2 separate regions of the Homo sapiens genome follow, and region 2 is linked to region 1. The links are chromatin loops, found by intact Hi-C in ENCODE. Cell type or tissue: HCT116. All regions are shown on one strand. Each heading gives the region's core, and the rest is flanking DNA. Links, peaks and the distances in the headings are about the cores only.

What was found. A loop is a pair of places that touch in the nucleus more often than their neighbours do. Peaks named below come from ENCODE experiments on the same cell type or tissue, not always from the same donor. Only the 100,000 strongest peaks of a DNase experiment are listed, where the experiment ranks them.
Region 2: it touches region 1 in a loop (13-fold over the local background); 6 of 110 quality-filtered maps call a loop at or near these places.

What each region holds. Positions count from the first base shown.
Region 1 is chr12:45,118,035-45,126,377 of GRCh38, reverse strand. No RefSeq gene overlaps it. Among named protein-coding and RNA genes, the nearest start is that of DBX2, 71 kb to the right of the region's middle. In HCT116, for the core only: CTCF peaks have their summits at 3,393 (motif pointing right) and 4,962; DNase peaks (open chromatin) are centred at 3,437 and 4,951.
Region 2 is chr12:44,944,326-44,952,668 of GRCh38, reverse strand. No RefSeq gene overlaps it. Among named protein-coding and RNA genes, the nearest start is that of NELL2, 72 kb to the right of the region's middle. RefSeq lists an enhancer at 3,821-4,020. In HCT116, for the core only: a CTCF peak has its summit at 3,744 (motif pointing right); a DNase peak (open chromatin) is centred at 3,788; H3K4me3 peaks cover 593 bases.

The sequences.
Region 1 (8,343 bases), core at 61-8,060:
AATGGCAGCACATAAATGAAGAAAAATGGAAGTATTCAAAATGAGAATGGAATCCTAGGCTGCAGGTGCTGGGAAAGACTGCCTAGTCTAAGCACACATACCTGGGTGATGAAGAAAATCAGGTATCAGTGACAGCTGTGAGAATATGTCATGACTCAGTCTACATTCATGGGTGAGTCTTTAGTCAACCTGTTGACCCGCCTTTTTTAAATTGAGTAATGAATCCACTTCTGGATACTCATGTGGAGATGTGTTACAGTTGGGAGATGACAGAAATGTCATCGTGGAAAAATAGCTGGGCATTTGACAAGGCTTGAAATGTGATTATACCAACTGACTGCTGCTTGGTAATCAAACTTCAAATGAGCAGTACTTTGGGGCAAACAGACATGGCTCATGACTCCCCAGTCTGCATTCAGCTCTCCATCCCTCCTCTGATATATTGTATTGCTCTGCTCACCAGGAAATTAAAAATCAGAGGCCAGTTGATTCTTCTTACTTTTTTTTGAGACAGGGGTCTTGCTATGTTGCCCAGGCTGGTCTTCAACTCCTGGGCTCAAGCCTCTACCTTCTGAGTAGCTGGGATTACAAATGCCCACTAGTGTGCCCAGAGCAAGAGAATTCTTAATGCTTAGCCAAAAGCAAATGTTTTAAGCAGTATTTTTATATACATTCCTATTTGAGTAATTAATAGCAAGATAATCTTCTCTGGCAAGTTATCCATCCTTCATGAGTATTCCGCTTGTAATTAGAAGCTTGTGCCGATGTGAGCAGACAAGCCTATAGGGCTCATTTTCAGGAGAGAAAATTTATTCCTTAATTCAGTATACCTTATTCAGTGTATTTTTATTGTTCGGTAAACATAGTACCTACCGCATGCCATGGATTAAAGATTCAAAGTGAATAAACTGACTCCCTGCTTTTTATAATTGGAAGGACAGATAATTAAACATGATTACATATGGACACAAAACATTATATACACTAAGATAGGATAGAGTGGGCACATGTTTCTATGGGAGAATTTTTGATAGGCACCTAACCTACCCTTTAATAGTCACTTGACCCCTTTGCAGATGAGGGAAAGGTCTGGGGGAGAAGACAGTTAAGCAGAGCATTTAAGCGCACATATAAGCCAGAAAAGGGGAACAGAAGAGAAGAGAAAAATCTAAGCAGAAGGGCTAAAATGTGCAAAGGTCAGGAGGCAAAACAAAGAGCATGGTAGATTTTTGGAACTGCAAGAAATTGGTACAGCTGGAGCTAAGGAAGGGCCAGATCATGAAGGTCTTCAAATGCTGTTCCAAGAAGTTTGGATTTTACTCTAATGGTTCTAAGGCAACGCTGAAGGGTTTTTAACAGGAAGGAGAATGGTTGAATGCACGGAGAAGGCATTGGCATGTGGGTGAGCCTGGAGGCATGGATTCTAGTTGGGAAGCTATTGTGACAATGCCAGCTGAGGAAGCAAAGTGCCTGAAGGACTACAATTCACATCCCCAATGTGACAGCCTTCCTACAGCTGTGTGCTGTGAATTGAAAGTTTGTGAGGAAAGAAGAGGTGAGGATAGAGGAATTTTGAGCTCTTCTGTGCTCTTTGCCCTTTTAAGTGTTGTTAAATCATGGCATCTTCATTTTTAGAGACTCATGCACTCAGAATAGTGTGGTCTGAATACTGTAACTTGATAGAAGAAAAAAACTCATGTTACTCAACACTGAAATAGAGTAATGACACTTGAGTACCTAACAGCCAGATCCAACATGTTAGGGATATTAACAGAGTTGTCAAATTTCACCAGTTCTTACTAATACACTCTTTTGTGTTTATCGTATGACTTGTTCATGAAATACTTACAAATAAATTCATCCATAGGTTAGAGATTAAAATTTTTCCTTCATGAATTCTTAGTTTTAGAGTGAAGAAGACTGTATCTTGTTCACCCAGTGCCTCAGACAGGAACTAGCATATAGTAAGTGCTTAATAGGAGGTTGAAAGTCAAGAATTAAAAACATGCTCCCTGAAATTAATTTTCTGGGACTTTTAATAATTCTCATAAAAATTATAAGGAATTTAACATCAAACAAATATTAACTGGATATAAAATAAGCAAACGCCATATTCATTTGGTATAAATGTAGCTTCAGTTTTATTTGTATGACTTGCAAAAACTCAGTGGGAAATGTGTGGGTGCACCTGAGTGAAGAATTTGGTATTTTGAAACTTAGAACTATTTGAAATGAAAAAAATTGAGTGGTTAAAATAATAGATGGGATGAACTAGGGGTTTAAGGGTGACTCATAATTTTCTTCTCAAGGCTGTGACTCCAGAAAACCCAAGTTCTAGCTTCCTCTAATGCCTACAGAGATGATTCTAGATCAAGGACTGGAGAGCTTTTGAATAAAAGAATTGGGAAAGCCTATGTGTATACATATACCTAACCATCAATTGTGTCCAAATCTTCAGACACAATTATAATATTTATATAATATATACTTATAATTTGTAATTATAAAAACCTCTTAGATTTAAGAAAAATCATATACTTAAAAAATGTTAGTATTGCATTTTCCTGGTCATCTTGAGTGATGCTCTTGAAACATGAAACCTTTATTTTTTCTTTCTTTCTTTCTTTTTTTTTTTGGAGACAGAGTCTCGCTCTGTCGCCCAGGCTGGAGTGCAGTGGCACGATCTCGGCTCACTGCAAGCTCCGCCTCCCAGGTTCACGCCATTCTCCTGCCTCAGCCTCCCGAGTAGCTGGGACTACAGGTGCCCGCCACCACGCCGGGCTAATTTTTTGTATTTTTAGTAGAGACGGGGTTTCACTGTGTGTTAGCCAGGATGGTCTCGATCTCCTGACCTCGTGATCCGCCCGCCTTGGCCTCCTAAAGTGCTGGGATTACAGGCATGAGCCACCGCACCTGGCCAAAACCTTTATTTTTTCAATAGAAGAACAATAGTGCAGCATTTTATATATCTGTGCTCTTATATAACAGTACAGGCATGAAACTCTATTACACTAAACAAATTATGTACTGAATGCATGCTACCATTTTCTTTAAAATGTTCTTTGTATTTTAGGCATAACAGCGCTGCATACAGGAATAATATTTTCATGGAGACTCCTTACTAGATATTTAATAAAGGTCAGTCGCTACCAGTGATGTTCGTAACACCTTGCCCCGAGAAAATTTGCCTTTGAGTATATTATTCTAGATGCCTTTTTTTCTTACTGATATAGGATGTAATTTTATTTAGTTTTAAATTTAAGTTATATGCATCCAAGGAGCTTTTCCATTTTTCTTTGCTACTGCCTATACGATGCCTTAGTTTATTTAACAAGAGTTCCAAGTGGGGAACATGGAGAATTTTAGTGTAAGTGGAAATACTGGGACTTGCATTTTCCTGTTGGTGGCAGCACTTCCCTTGCTTTCTGTGTCCAGGACAGGAAGAGTTTGAATTGAAAGTAATCAGATCAAATTGAGCATTCAGGAAGGGGATATTTGAGTACAGAATGTCTTGAATCAATTAGGTGAATAATAATGAAACGATTATGTATGTACAGTAAAGCAACTTCATTTTTAAAAAACAAATTCACAAAAACAAATTGATTTAGAGATGATATATTTACAGGACAAAAAAAAGGCAAAATCTTTCAGCTAGTGAGCTTTTCTATTGAATTTAAAGTTTGATACTGGCATTAAAATTTTTTAATTTTATCAGTTCATTATGTCCTATTTTCTTTCAAGGAATGGAAGATGTTAACAGTAAGAGAAGTTTGTAGACACACCACAGTAAAGTACACTAATTTTGTATGATATAGAATGCTTTGCATTTGACAGCTTTTTGCAGTTCTATAGGCCTATTACTATGCCTCATCTCATTTTCATCTTCTATCAACTATGTGTAATATCCCCAGCACAAGAAACAAAAGGTTATAAAGGTACAGCAAACTCAAGGTCACAACCTGGTGTAGAACCCAGGACTTGTATCATCTAATCCAGCATCACTTCCACAAACCTTCATTCTTAGGAGGTTTTTTGTTTTTATTTTTTAGTGGAGGCATATGTCTATTATAAATTGTTTTGGACACCTGGCTGTATTAAAATATTGTTGCAGAATATTGAGAAATGTCTTTTACATTTGGAAATAATAGACATTTTTTGTATCACATTTAAAAATATTCCTTTCATTTAAAAATGTTTCAGTAAATTTACTATACCCACATATAAATTTAGGATAGATGCTAATCTTCTTAATAAGTTAATGAATATGTGACTGATATTTTACCCTACATTCTGAAATAATAATTTGACATTACTTTTCTTTATCAAGAAAACTATTCACTCATCAGTTTACATCATGCCCTGATTTCATTTGAGGAAATATTTTAAATGTGCCTTTGATCCAATGATTTAAAGAAATATACATAAAACATAAGCCGAATAAGTAGAAAATTATGTGTAACATCACCACCTTGATTTAATAAGAAGGGCAGAATCTAATTTTATTCTGTCCAGAGAAAAAAAAGGATGGAGATGTGCAGAAGCATTGGGCATCCAGGTGATGCGTACCCAATATCAGTCTGTTAAACTGAGTAATTTTTAAAACTACATTTAATCAGTACATAGCTGGTGCTCCATAGTACTGACTGGTTAATTAACTGACTTTGGTAACTTATTGATCTGACTGGCTTTTTCCTTATCTGTTTTCCTATTTGCTGCCTAGTGGCTCCATCTCTTGTCAATTCGTGTCCAGCTTCAGGCAAGGCTTTTCCCTTAAAACTGATTTTCTTGCTGTTCTTTGGTTTAGCTTTGGAAATGTTCTGAAAAGGGCATTGTTTTTGAGCAGGAGTGATGGCAAATGGTGACTGGACTTCCTGTTAAGTGGCTCCTCTGAGTATGGGAGGGATACAACTGCTGTCAATATAGAAAGACACCTGATTTTGTAGAGATGATTTGCTCCATTTGTCACCTAGTGGTGGCTGAACAGAAGTTCTTTTTTCATGTTTTGTTTTGAACAAAAAAGTTCTTAGCCCAAAGGAAAGTGTGAAATAACTGGTGCGGCTCCGTGGCTCTTACTCTCCTGTATGGCCCAGCTCTGGGATCCTCTGAGCTTGTCAAGTCCCTCCACCTTTCCAGCTTCCCCATATCTCTCAGCAATCTGTTTAGCCTAAGCTACTCTGAAGTGGCGTCCCATTTTCTAAAACCATTCTCCATGCCCCACCCCTCCAAGAGAAACATTTTAATTTCAATAGGGACTTTGCCAGCTGGTTCTTAAAAGAGCAGCAATTAAGCCAATTCACACCAATATGTGTAGTAATCGTTATAATAATATTTACATTTTAGAAGAATACACTTTTAAACAAAGAAATTAATTTATAATGACAGAAGTTCATATAGGTAAAGATAGGTTTGAGCCAAGAGTGTACCAGATACTTATTAAGTGGAAATTTATTCTCATTCTTATTAAATCTAGATATTTTGAAGAATAAGAATTTATTTGGATGAAAGCTGGCAATTTGCTTATTAACTGGTGCCATGCTTGGTCAAATTCTGCTTGCATCTGACTGCCCTGTAAATGGCTAAGCTGCCATGTAGTTTAGTCAAGGACAAGCTCAGTAATTTAGTTGAGGACAATCTCACTGCAACCTCTGCCTCCTGGGTTCAAGCAATTCTCCTGCCTCAGCCTCCCGAGTAGCTGGGATTACAGGTACCCACCACCACACCCAGCTAATTTTCATATTTTTAGTACAGACGGGGTTTCACCATGTTGGCCAGGCTGGTCTCAAACTCCTGACCTCAGGTGATACAACCTTCCTTCTCAGATATGAATGAAAGGGTTACTAATGTTGTAAAATTTGCACCAAAGGGATACTAAAGGCAATTTCTGTCTTTAGCTGGCTATGCGGCTTTGGAAGGCAAGGTATATAACCTTTCTAAACCACAGCTTTCATATCAACTTCATGTGGCCCATGTGTATTATTCCTGGATAGGGAATATCATTAATATTCCCACATTTGTATGTAAACTTAAAACAATTATCAGAATTTCATTGCTGTTATTTATTTACTTTATTTATTTATTTTTTGACGTAGTTTTGCTCTTGTGACTCAGGCTGGAGTGCAATGGTGTAATCTTGGCTCACTGCAACCTCTGACTCCTGGGTTCAAGCAGTTCTCCTGCCTCAGCCTCCCGAGTAGCTGGGATTACAGGCACCCACCACCACACCCAGCTAATTTTTGTATTTTTAGTAGAGACGGGGTTTCACCATGTTAGCCAGTTTGGTCTAGAACTCCTGACCTCGGGTGATCCACACACCTCGGCCTCCCAGAGTGCTGGGATTATAGGTGTGAGTCACTGCGGCCGACCATTGTTGTTGTTTTTAACTTATCAAAATAAAGCTAATGTGAAAGACTAAGCATAGAAATACTGTCAAGAAAACTGTGAAAGAAAACAAATAGTAAAGGGGAGCTTACCATACAGATTTTATTAAGTTGGTGCAAAAGTAACTGCAGGTTTTGCAATTACTGGTGTACAGTAATTTGCCAATGGCAAACCCTGCAGTTACTTTTGCACCAACCTAATAAAACTCCCTATATGGCTACTGCAATCAAAATAATATGAATATTGGCTCAAGAATGAACAAATCAATCAGTGGAACAGAACAGAGAGCACAGAAACTGATTCAGGTATTCTTCAAAATAAGTACTTAATATATGATGATGCTGACATTTCAATTTAGTGGGAAAAGGAAGAATTACCTTATAAATAGTGTTAACATAATGGAATATTCACCTGAAAGGAAAAAAATAGATTTGGAACTTACAGCAAATAGAAAGAGAAATTCCAGCTGTATAAATGACCTAGGTAGAGAGATATATAACTACAAAACATCAAACTATAATGAAAGAGACTATGAATGACCTCGGGGGTAGGATAGGGACCCTCATAGGCAAGGCAGAAAAATCCAGAAACCATTAGAAAATATGCATAGACGTGACTACATAATGACATAACATTTCTGAATGGCAAAAGACACCATTATAAAGTTGAAAGACAAATGATAGATTAGGAAAGAATATTTGCCCTATATGTGACAAGGTGTTAATTTTCCTTATAACAGTGACTCTTGCAAATGGATAAAAGACAAGAAATATAATAGAAAAATATGTACACAATTTGATCTAGCAATTCTCAGAAGAGGAATAGGAATACAAATAGCCAATAAATATACGTAAAGATGCTGTACCTCAGTGTAGTCAGGGATATGTAAATTAGAGAAGTAAAGAGATATCATTTTTCATGTATCAGAGATGTAGAAGATTTAAAAAATGGATCAAATTCACTTTGGCAAAAGTGTGGGGAAAATGAATAATTATTAAGCACTATTGGTGAGTATTGACTTGCTAAAACATTTTTGAAAATGATCTGATAATATTAAATTTAAATTTGCATATATTAGGCCTAGAAGTGCTATTTCTCAGAATGTAGCTTACATAAATAAAAGCACTAGTTTTTGAGGAAAAAGCCATGTAAAACTATATTTTTGCATTAAAAAAATGACACCCCCAAACCCTAGATACATCCTGCTTTGCTTAGAATGTGTCCCCCCAAATTCCTGGATTGGAAACAATTCCCAATGCAACAGCGTTGGGAGGTGGGACCTTTAATAGGTGATTAGGTCATGACGACTCTCATGAATGGATTAATGCCATCATCAAAGGAGTGGGTTAGTTATGTGGGACTGGGTTCCTGATAAAAGGATGAATTTGGCCCCCTTGTCTCTCTCTCATTGGTCTTTTGCTCTTCCACCCTTCTGCCATGGGACAATGATGCAGAAGGCCCTTGCTAGATGTGGCCCCTTGGTCTTGGACTTCCCAGACTCCAGAACAATGAGTCAAATAAATTTCTGTTAATTATAAATTACCCAGTCTCAGGTATTCTGTAATAGCACAAAACAGACTAAGACAGACCCTGAATACCTGCCCATAGGAAATGAATTGAATAGATTATGGCTTATTTATACTATAGAATATTATGCAAATATTTACATAAGTCTATGCTCATTGACTTAGAAAAATATTGATGATTTAAGGCCGGGCATGGTGGCTCAGGCCTGTAATCCCAGCACTCTGGGAGGCCAAGGCGGGTGGATCACGAGGTCAAGAGATCGAGACCATCCTAGCTAACACGGTGAAACCCCATCTCTACTAAAAATATAAAAAAATTAGCTGGGCATGGTGGCGGGTGCCTGTAGTCCCAGCTACTCCGGAGGCTGAGGCAGGAGAATGGCGTGAACCCGGGAGGCGGAGCTTGCAGTGAGCCGAGATCGCGCCACTGCACTCCAGC
Region 2 (8,343 bases), core at 174-8,173, 170 kb after region 1:
TTGAATATTGGCCCCCACTCTCTTCTGGCTTGTAGGGTTTCTGCCGAGAGATCCGCTGTTAGTCTGATGGGCTTCCCTTTGTGGGTAACCCGACCTTTCTCTCTGGCTGCCCTTAACATTTTTTCCTTCATTTCAACTTTGGTGAATCTGACAATTATGTGTCTTGGAGTTGCTCTTCTCGAGGAGTATCTTTGTGGCGTTCTCTGTATTTCCTGAATCTGAACGTTGGCCTGCCTTGCTAGATTGGGGAAGTTCTCCTGGATAATATCCTGCAGAGTGTTTTCCAACTTGGTTCCATTCTCCCTGTCACTTTCAGGTACACCAATCAGACGTAGATTTGGTCTTTTCACATAGTCCCATATTTCTTGGAGGCTTTGCTCATTTCTTTTTATTCTTTTTTCTCTAAACTTCCCTTCTCGCTTCATTTCATTCATTTCATCTTCCATTGCTGATACCCTTTCTTCCAGTTGATCGCATCAGCTCCTGAGGCTTCCGCATTCTTCACGTAGTTCTCGAGCCTTGGTTTTCAGCTCCATCAGCTCCTTTAAGCACTTCTCTGTATTGGTTATTCTAGTTATACATTCTTCTAAATTTTTTTCAAAGTTTTCAACTTCTTTGCATTTGGTTTGAATGTCCTCCCATAGCTCAGAGTAATTTGATCGTCTGAAGCCTTCTTCTCTCAGCTCGTCAAAGTCATTCTCCATCCAGCTTTGTTCCGTTGCTGGTGAGGAACTGCGTTCCTTTGGAGGAGGAGAGGCGCTCTGTGTTTTAGAGTTTCCAGTTTTTCTGTTCTGTTTTTTCCCCATCTTTGTGGTTTTATCTACTTTTGGTCTTTGATGATGGTGATGTACAGATGGGTTTTCGGTGTGGATGTCCTTTCTGTTTGTTAGTTTTCCTTCTAACAGACAGGACCCTCAGCTGCAGGTCTGTTGGAATACCCTGCCATGTGAGGTGTCAGTGTGCCCCTGCTGGGGGGTGCCTCCCAGTTAGGCTGCTCGGGGGTCAGGGGTCAGGGACCCACTTGAGGCAGTCTGCCTGTTCTCAGATCTCCAGCTGCGTGCTGGGAGAACCACTGCTCTCTTCAAAGCTGTCAGACAGGGACATTTCAGTCTGCAGAGGTTACTGCTGTCTTTTTGTTTGTCTGTGCCCTGCCCCCAGAGGTGGAGCCTACAGAGGCAGGCAGGCCTCCTTGAGCTATGGTGGGCTCCACCCAGTTCGAGCTTCCTGGCTGCTTCGTTTACCTAAGCAAGCCTGGGCAATGGCGGGCGCCCCTCCCCCAGCCTCGCTGCCGCCTTGCAGTTTGATCTCAGACTGCTGTGCTAGCAATCAGCGAGACTCCGTGGGCGTAGGACCCTCCGAGCCAGGTGTGGGATATAGTCTCGTGGTGCGCAGTTTTTTAAGCCGGTCTGAAAAGCGCAATATTCGGGTGGGAGTGACCCGATTTTCCAGATGCTGTCTGTCACCCCTTTCTTTGACTCGGAAAGGGAACTCCCTGACCCCTTGCGCTTCCCAGGTGAGGCAATGCCTCGCCCTGCTTGGGCTCGCGCACGGTGCGTGCACCCACTGGCCTGTGCCCACTGTCTGGCACTCCCTAGTGAGATGAACCCGGTACCTCAGATGGAAATGCAGAAATCACCCGTCTTCTGCGTCGCTCACGCTGGGAGCTGTAGACCGGAGCTGTTCCTATTCGGCCATCTTGGCTCCTCCTCCGACACATTTCTAATAAGGTCTGAATTCTGTTATGAACCGTTTAGTATTCCTTGCAATTCTTGGGCCACTAAATAATTCCCCCTTTCTTGCTATCTGGAGATACATACTCTTGGTTATGAGGCATTCCAGAGGAGAAAACAGATGGATCAGCTGAAATCCATCGTTATTACAGGAAAAAAACCCCAAGTGCACAACTCTAAGTATGTGTTCTCCTACGGAGAGACTAGACAAAAGCCACCACATTAGTTAAAAATTGTGCATTAACTACTTTTTAAATTAGAGGATGAAGAACTCTTTTTAGAGTCATTTCTGAGTATTTATGGGTTTTTTTCTTTGATGACAGTGTTAATTAACAGAAACTAACTAATGGAATTAACTGACCCTATTTCTATAGCCACATCCTCTGTTAGGAATCTGAGTGCTAGTTCAGTGACTCCAGACAATAACTCTAGCCCTTATATATTCTGATTAAAGGTGCAGTCATAACTATCAGCTCTTTTGAGAGATTTTGAGGAACAATCTGAGGCTAAGTTGTAATATTTGTGAGTGAGGCCTGGGGAAAATGTACTGTAATGAGACCTAAAGTTTAAAACCCAAGCTGAGGGTGTAATAGTTTAAATACAGGATGAAGTCAGTTCAAGGGACTAATGCAATGACGTGGGACAGAAGAAACTTCTTGGGGGCAGCATCAGGTGGGATTAGAATAATTAAATAGGGAGCTGTATGTATATGCTGTTGAGATGTTTAACAGATGGAGCCTGAGGAGCAGGACCAATACTACCAACAAAGACCAATACCAAGGGAAAGGGATACAGGGGTTAGTTAAGTAGGCTGGCCCCTCCAACTCTATCTGCTCCTCAGTCTGCTGATTCTGGCAACTGTAATTCTGGATGAGGCTCTCAACACCTTGAGGAACCAAAGGTACCAGACAGGCAGGTGAGAGCTCCATTTAGATATACTGGCTACACCTGGTAGGGGGTTAGATCGGGAGGCTATAGGCCTCCCTATAGGCTGATGTTCATGAGAACAATTAATATTTATGTCCAATACAAAATATAGCAGGTTTGGAAGCAGCAGAATCTTCTAGGGCATCATGTTTCACTACATAAGGCTGTTATTGATCTGTGGAGTCTGTGTAGCTATTGACAGAGATGTTAGATTTTACTAAAGGTAGCTGGGGACAGTAATGAATGATACCACCCAGAGTCCCAGATATTCCAATTGTATTAGGTTAAAAACTAAAAGTACAACTTCCTCTTTTGAATCCATTCTAATTTTAAAGTACCTTCTGATACCAAGTACTTTGCATTTTCCAGATGAGGAAACATAAGCTTACAGGGATTAAATATATGGCCTTAATCATCCTCTCATGCTAATAAATGGCAAATTGGATTTGAATACAAGTTGGTCTGATCCCAAAGCCTGTATATATTCTGTTTCCTCATTCTGATATGTAGCTTTCCTTCTTCAGGGAGACCTAGTTCTTTGGACATGCGTGAAAAACTAGAAATCTAGGTAGAAAGGTTATCAGCATACCAGGCATCAGTAACCCCGATGGCATCTTCATCTGGCTCCAAATATCTGAGGTCTGTTCCCTACATTAATAGTTTTTTTTGTTGTTGTTGTTTGTTTTTTGACAACGGAGTCTCGTTCTGTCGCCAGGCTGGAGTGCAGTGACAGGATCTCGGCTCGGCTCACTGCAACCTCTGCCTCCCGAGTTCAAGTGATTGTCCTGCCTCAGCCTCCCAAGTAGCTGGGACTAAAGGCACATGCCACCATGCTCAGCTAATTTTTGTATTTTTAGTAGAGACGGGGTTTCACCATGTGGGCCGGGATGGTCTCGATCTGTTGACCTCGTGATCCATCCGCCTCGGCCTTCCAAAGTGCTGGGATTACAGGCGTGAGCCGCCACTCCTGGCCCATTAATAGTCTTTTAGCGTCAGCATCCACTGCTGTTTGGTGTGTGCAGCCTGTAAACCTCAGAACATCCCTGGAGCCCTTTCCTTTCACGGCCTCCAGAGGGCAGCCTGCCGCAACGGTGCTCCCGATCCCCCTAGTGGTCACTAGGAAGCTCCAACCTTCACTCGGAGATCAACGTTCCCAGGAACATTCTCAAAGCCCCGCGGATGTTGCCCAGGGAAGCAAGGGTGTGTGACACCACCTAGAGTCGCCTTCATAGCTTCCCTTTAGGTGCTCCTGGGGAATGTCCATTAGCACCACCCCAACTCAAGATGACTTCTCAAACCTGCCAGTTGTACAGTGTTGGATACTACAGGGTAGATTCTGTCACTAAATTTCAGGAAGAATATAACAGGTATCTAGAGGATGTGGCAGCAAGTCCAAACTTTATTTTTGTACGTCCCTCAAAATGCACAGGGTGGCTTATTTAAATTATCTCCCAGAAGCAGCTCTGGATGTCTTATATTTCCCCAAGGTAAATATTTAAATAACTCTTGTAACAATCTTAAGTTACGTGGGATACTGTATTTGTAATTTTTCTGGGATCTATTTTTTTGTTCTATTTATACGGTATATTTAAATAACATTGGCAAACCCTATGCAGTCTAATGCAGGAATGCTATCAGCTTTTTTCGTGATTTAATATAATCATGATGACATATTACAGCAGTTATTTCCTTGTTATTCATATTTTTTTATTTTATTAATTATTATTTTTTTTGAAACGGAGTCTCACTCTGTCTCCCAGGCTGGAGTGCAGTGGCGTGATATCAGTTCACTGCAGCCTCTGCCTCCAGGGTTCAAGTGATTCTCCTGCCTCAGCCTCCCGAGTAGCCGAGATTACAGGCAGCCGCCACCATGCCTGGCTAATTTTTGTATTTTTAGTAGAGATGAGGTTTCACCATGTTGGCTAGTCTGCTCTCGAACTCCTGACCTCGGGTGATCCACCCACTTCAGCATCCCAAAGTGCTGGGATTATAGGCATGAGCCACTGTGCCCGGCCCCTTGTTATTAATTTAAATAACAACTGTAGATTAATTATTTTAAAATATAAATATGTGGCATCTGTATTGAAATATACAAATATTTTAACATGTATATTTTGGTTATTAAATATAGATACCAAGTATATATCTATTTCATAGCCTCTACTGGAGTTTATCAATATTGTTTTATTATTATATTTAAAATAGAGCAACATATTTTAAAAATAGTTGTTGCCTTAAAATAATTGCAATAGAAAAGACTTTGTCAATATGTCTTTATGGGAAAAGATCCAGATTTTAATAAAATAGGAAATAACCCTTTCATCAGACATATTCTATTGAACACCACTTAATTATAAACAAATCAAAGCAAATTTGATTTGTTGAGAAAATACTTACAGGGTAACTCAGTACAGTGTCAAGTGCTGTATAAAATGAAAATAGGAATATGACATGATTTCTATCCCCAAAGTTCTGGGGGATGAGTAAAGGCAAGTTCCTAAATAACTTTTAATGAAGACTTAACAGTTGAAATCCCATTATCTCAGCAAAACAAAAGCAAACTAACAATCTAATAAAAATGAGAAAATTACCAATTTAAATAATGTTGACAATACTGCCCATCATTCCTTTTAATGATTGCCTGGAGTGAGCATGACAATGGAGATGCGAACCTGTGGTTTCCTCAGTTTGTCTCTGTTCTGAAGTGCAAGTATATCCACTGAGCTGAGTGATTCTAGTTTTTAAAGATATACATATATGCATTTTTCATGTAAAGTGTACCCTAAAAGCAAGCCAACTACTTCACCTGGTGCTCAACCAAAGAAACAGGAATCTGTTCCAATGCTGGAGGAAAAACTGGCTGTGCCAAACCAACTTGCGGTCTCCAGGGGAGTGCCTGTCGAAGGACTTTTCCAGGGTAATTTTGATTATGTATGATTTTCTCGTTTCTGATTTTAGAATCTAAGAGGTTTGACTCTATTGTAAGATAAGTATTACCAGAGAAATACAAGCAGCTTAGAGGGGTTTGGTTGCCAGGTTAGGTAGTTTGACTTTAGTTTGCTATATGGTAGGAGGCTGCTAAAGGTTACTGAATAAGAAATGTCATAATACTGGGTTTTAGAATATTTATTTGGCAGTAATATCCTGGACAGACTGGATGGTGGAAAAACCAGAGGCAAAGAGGCAATTAAGAAGCCATTATAATATAATTGTAGGCGTGAAGAAGAGGGGATGATTATCAGACCTAGGGTGGAGATAGAAAAAGTTAACCATTCTAACTGACTAGAGTAGATTAAAAACAGAGGTTTTTAGTTTGGGTGACCATGAGATTGGTGGCTTCTTTAACCAGAATTAGAGAAATCAGGAGAATAACTGGTTTTGGTTAGGAAGATGAGTGTGATTTTTGTTGGAGTGTGAGGTGACTGACTGTAAGGCATCCAGGTGGAGATGCCTTTAGCAATGGGTTGGAACTGCAGGAAAGAATTCTCAAAATGTTAGGTTTTGAGGTACATTCTGTTTAGGAATGGCTCTTGAAATCATGAGAATAGACACTTGGCTAATAAAAGTCAGCCTTGTAGAAAGAAGGGAGGGAAAGTGCAAGTGTAGGTTCTTGGGGATTACTGGCCTTTGGAGCCTGGAGGAAGAAAAGAAGCCACTAAGTGACCAAAGAAAGAACATTCAGGAAAACTATTCAGGGCAAGAATATATTAAAAAGAGAGGTGTCATTGTGTTGCTAAAAGTTCAAGAATTATATGAAAAATAATGAACTAATTTTGGAGGTAGAAAGTAAAAGAACTTAATAGGAGAGTAAGATAAGAGATATTATTTTAAAGTGGACAGGAGTTAGATAATTTCAGGGAGAAGAGATAGCAAATGGTTTGAAACGTTACTGAAATTCCAAGGAGGGATGGAAACTGAGTTTAGAGAGCTGGGCATTTAAACCTGAGCTTAGGATATATGGCATATTAAGTAGTTTTTTTCTGGATTATAAACTTGTGCGAGACTAACACATGTGTAAAAATCATACACATTTAGTTACGTAGTTCATTCTGAATATGGTGAAAATAATAAAAGGATAGGAAATTGGGATTTTCTCATAAATGACAGGGATTTTAAACTTGTGCGAGACTAACACATGTGTAAAAATCATACACATTTAGTTACGTAGTTCATTCTGAATATGGTGAAAATAATAAAAGGATAGGAAATTGGGATTTTCTCATAAATGACTATGCAAATAGTCATTTGGTAACCTCCTAAGAGAGTGTGGGCTGAAGTCAGGTTCAATCCAAGATGTGATTTGGAGTTAAAAAAATATAGACTTTGCTTTCGAGAAGTTTAGTGATAAGAGCAAGGAGAGAGAAGGGTGTGGTTACAAGGCAGGAAAGACCTGGAAGATGGCTTAGACTAGCCTGATGGTCTCATTGCACCATCTGGATAATTTTTTAGTGAATCTTTTGTGTATTTTTTCAGCCTTTTTCTTTGCATGTGTTATTTTGAAATCACTTAATATGATACACATTTTGTAAATGTCCAGCTTAAGAAATGGAAAAGTGTCATACAGCATTTAATGCCATGTGAATATAGAAATATACAGAAACTACTTTTAATGCATAATCTGAGTGAAGAGTTTCCACAAGGGTTTAAATCAAATAAGATGGTTTCCATAACTCCTAAATAACTTCTAAAGTATCTTTAAGGTTACTGCTGCCTATGAAATACTGTGATTCTCCCTCCATACTCTAGACCCAGAAGTCTTTGAATTAGCGGAGTGGAAGATGTGGACCCTTCTATGGCAGAATATTTCTCATTATAGGATGATACTGCAGTACCACGCCTATCCTTTCCCGAGTGCCAACACTTTTTCTGTGAGAAAAGACTTTCTTACCTGAGTGATTTTTTCCTATTGGGTGCATTCAAGTATTTACAATACTTATTGGTAAAACAGAATTAGCTATAGCTTTTAGAGCATATTAGATTTAGCGAGACAAGAAACATAATCATTACCCTTTAGGAATCAAGGTAGCACAAAATGTGAGGAAAATGTTTTGGAAATATTTGCTTCAAACTAATCAGCTAATGTTAACAAAGCATTCTATTCTGAGAAGAGGAATTACAAATATAATAGTAGTACCTACCGCATGACAGTTTTTTAGAGTTAAAATTCATAACATCCATATCTCACAAGGCCTGGAGATAGAGCAGGTATAATCTTTTCATTGCCATATCCAGAAAATGTCTCATTTTTCTTCATCTTTCAAAATCCCTAGCTCATGGAGGCCCAGAATGTGGGACTTTCAGTGTTAAAACCAAGAAAGTTATCTGTAAATTGGGAAGAGTTGGAATATCTATTTGGAGCAAAGCCGCTGGACTATGCTTATCCTTCCATCCTGTAGTAATCTACAAAGCTCCTCATTTGGTGAAGATGTTAACACCTGACTTCTTTCTTTCTTTCCATGACTACCTTTGGTATATATACATATATATATAAAGTACATTCAATGGATTTTGTTTTAAGTCTCTTGACCTTTTCTTTTCTTTATTTCTTTTTTTTTTTTTTTTTTGATGGGGTCTCACTCTGTTGCCCAGGCTGGAGTGCAGTGGTGTGACCTTGGCTCACTGACACCCCCGTCTCCCAGGTTCAAGTGATTCTCCTGCCTCAGCCTCCCAAGTAGCTGGGATTACA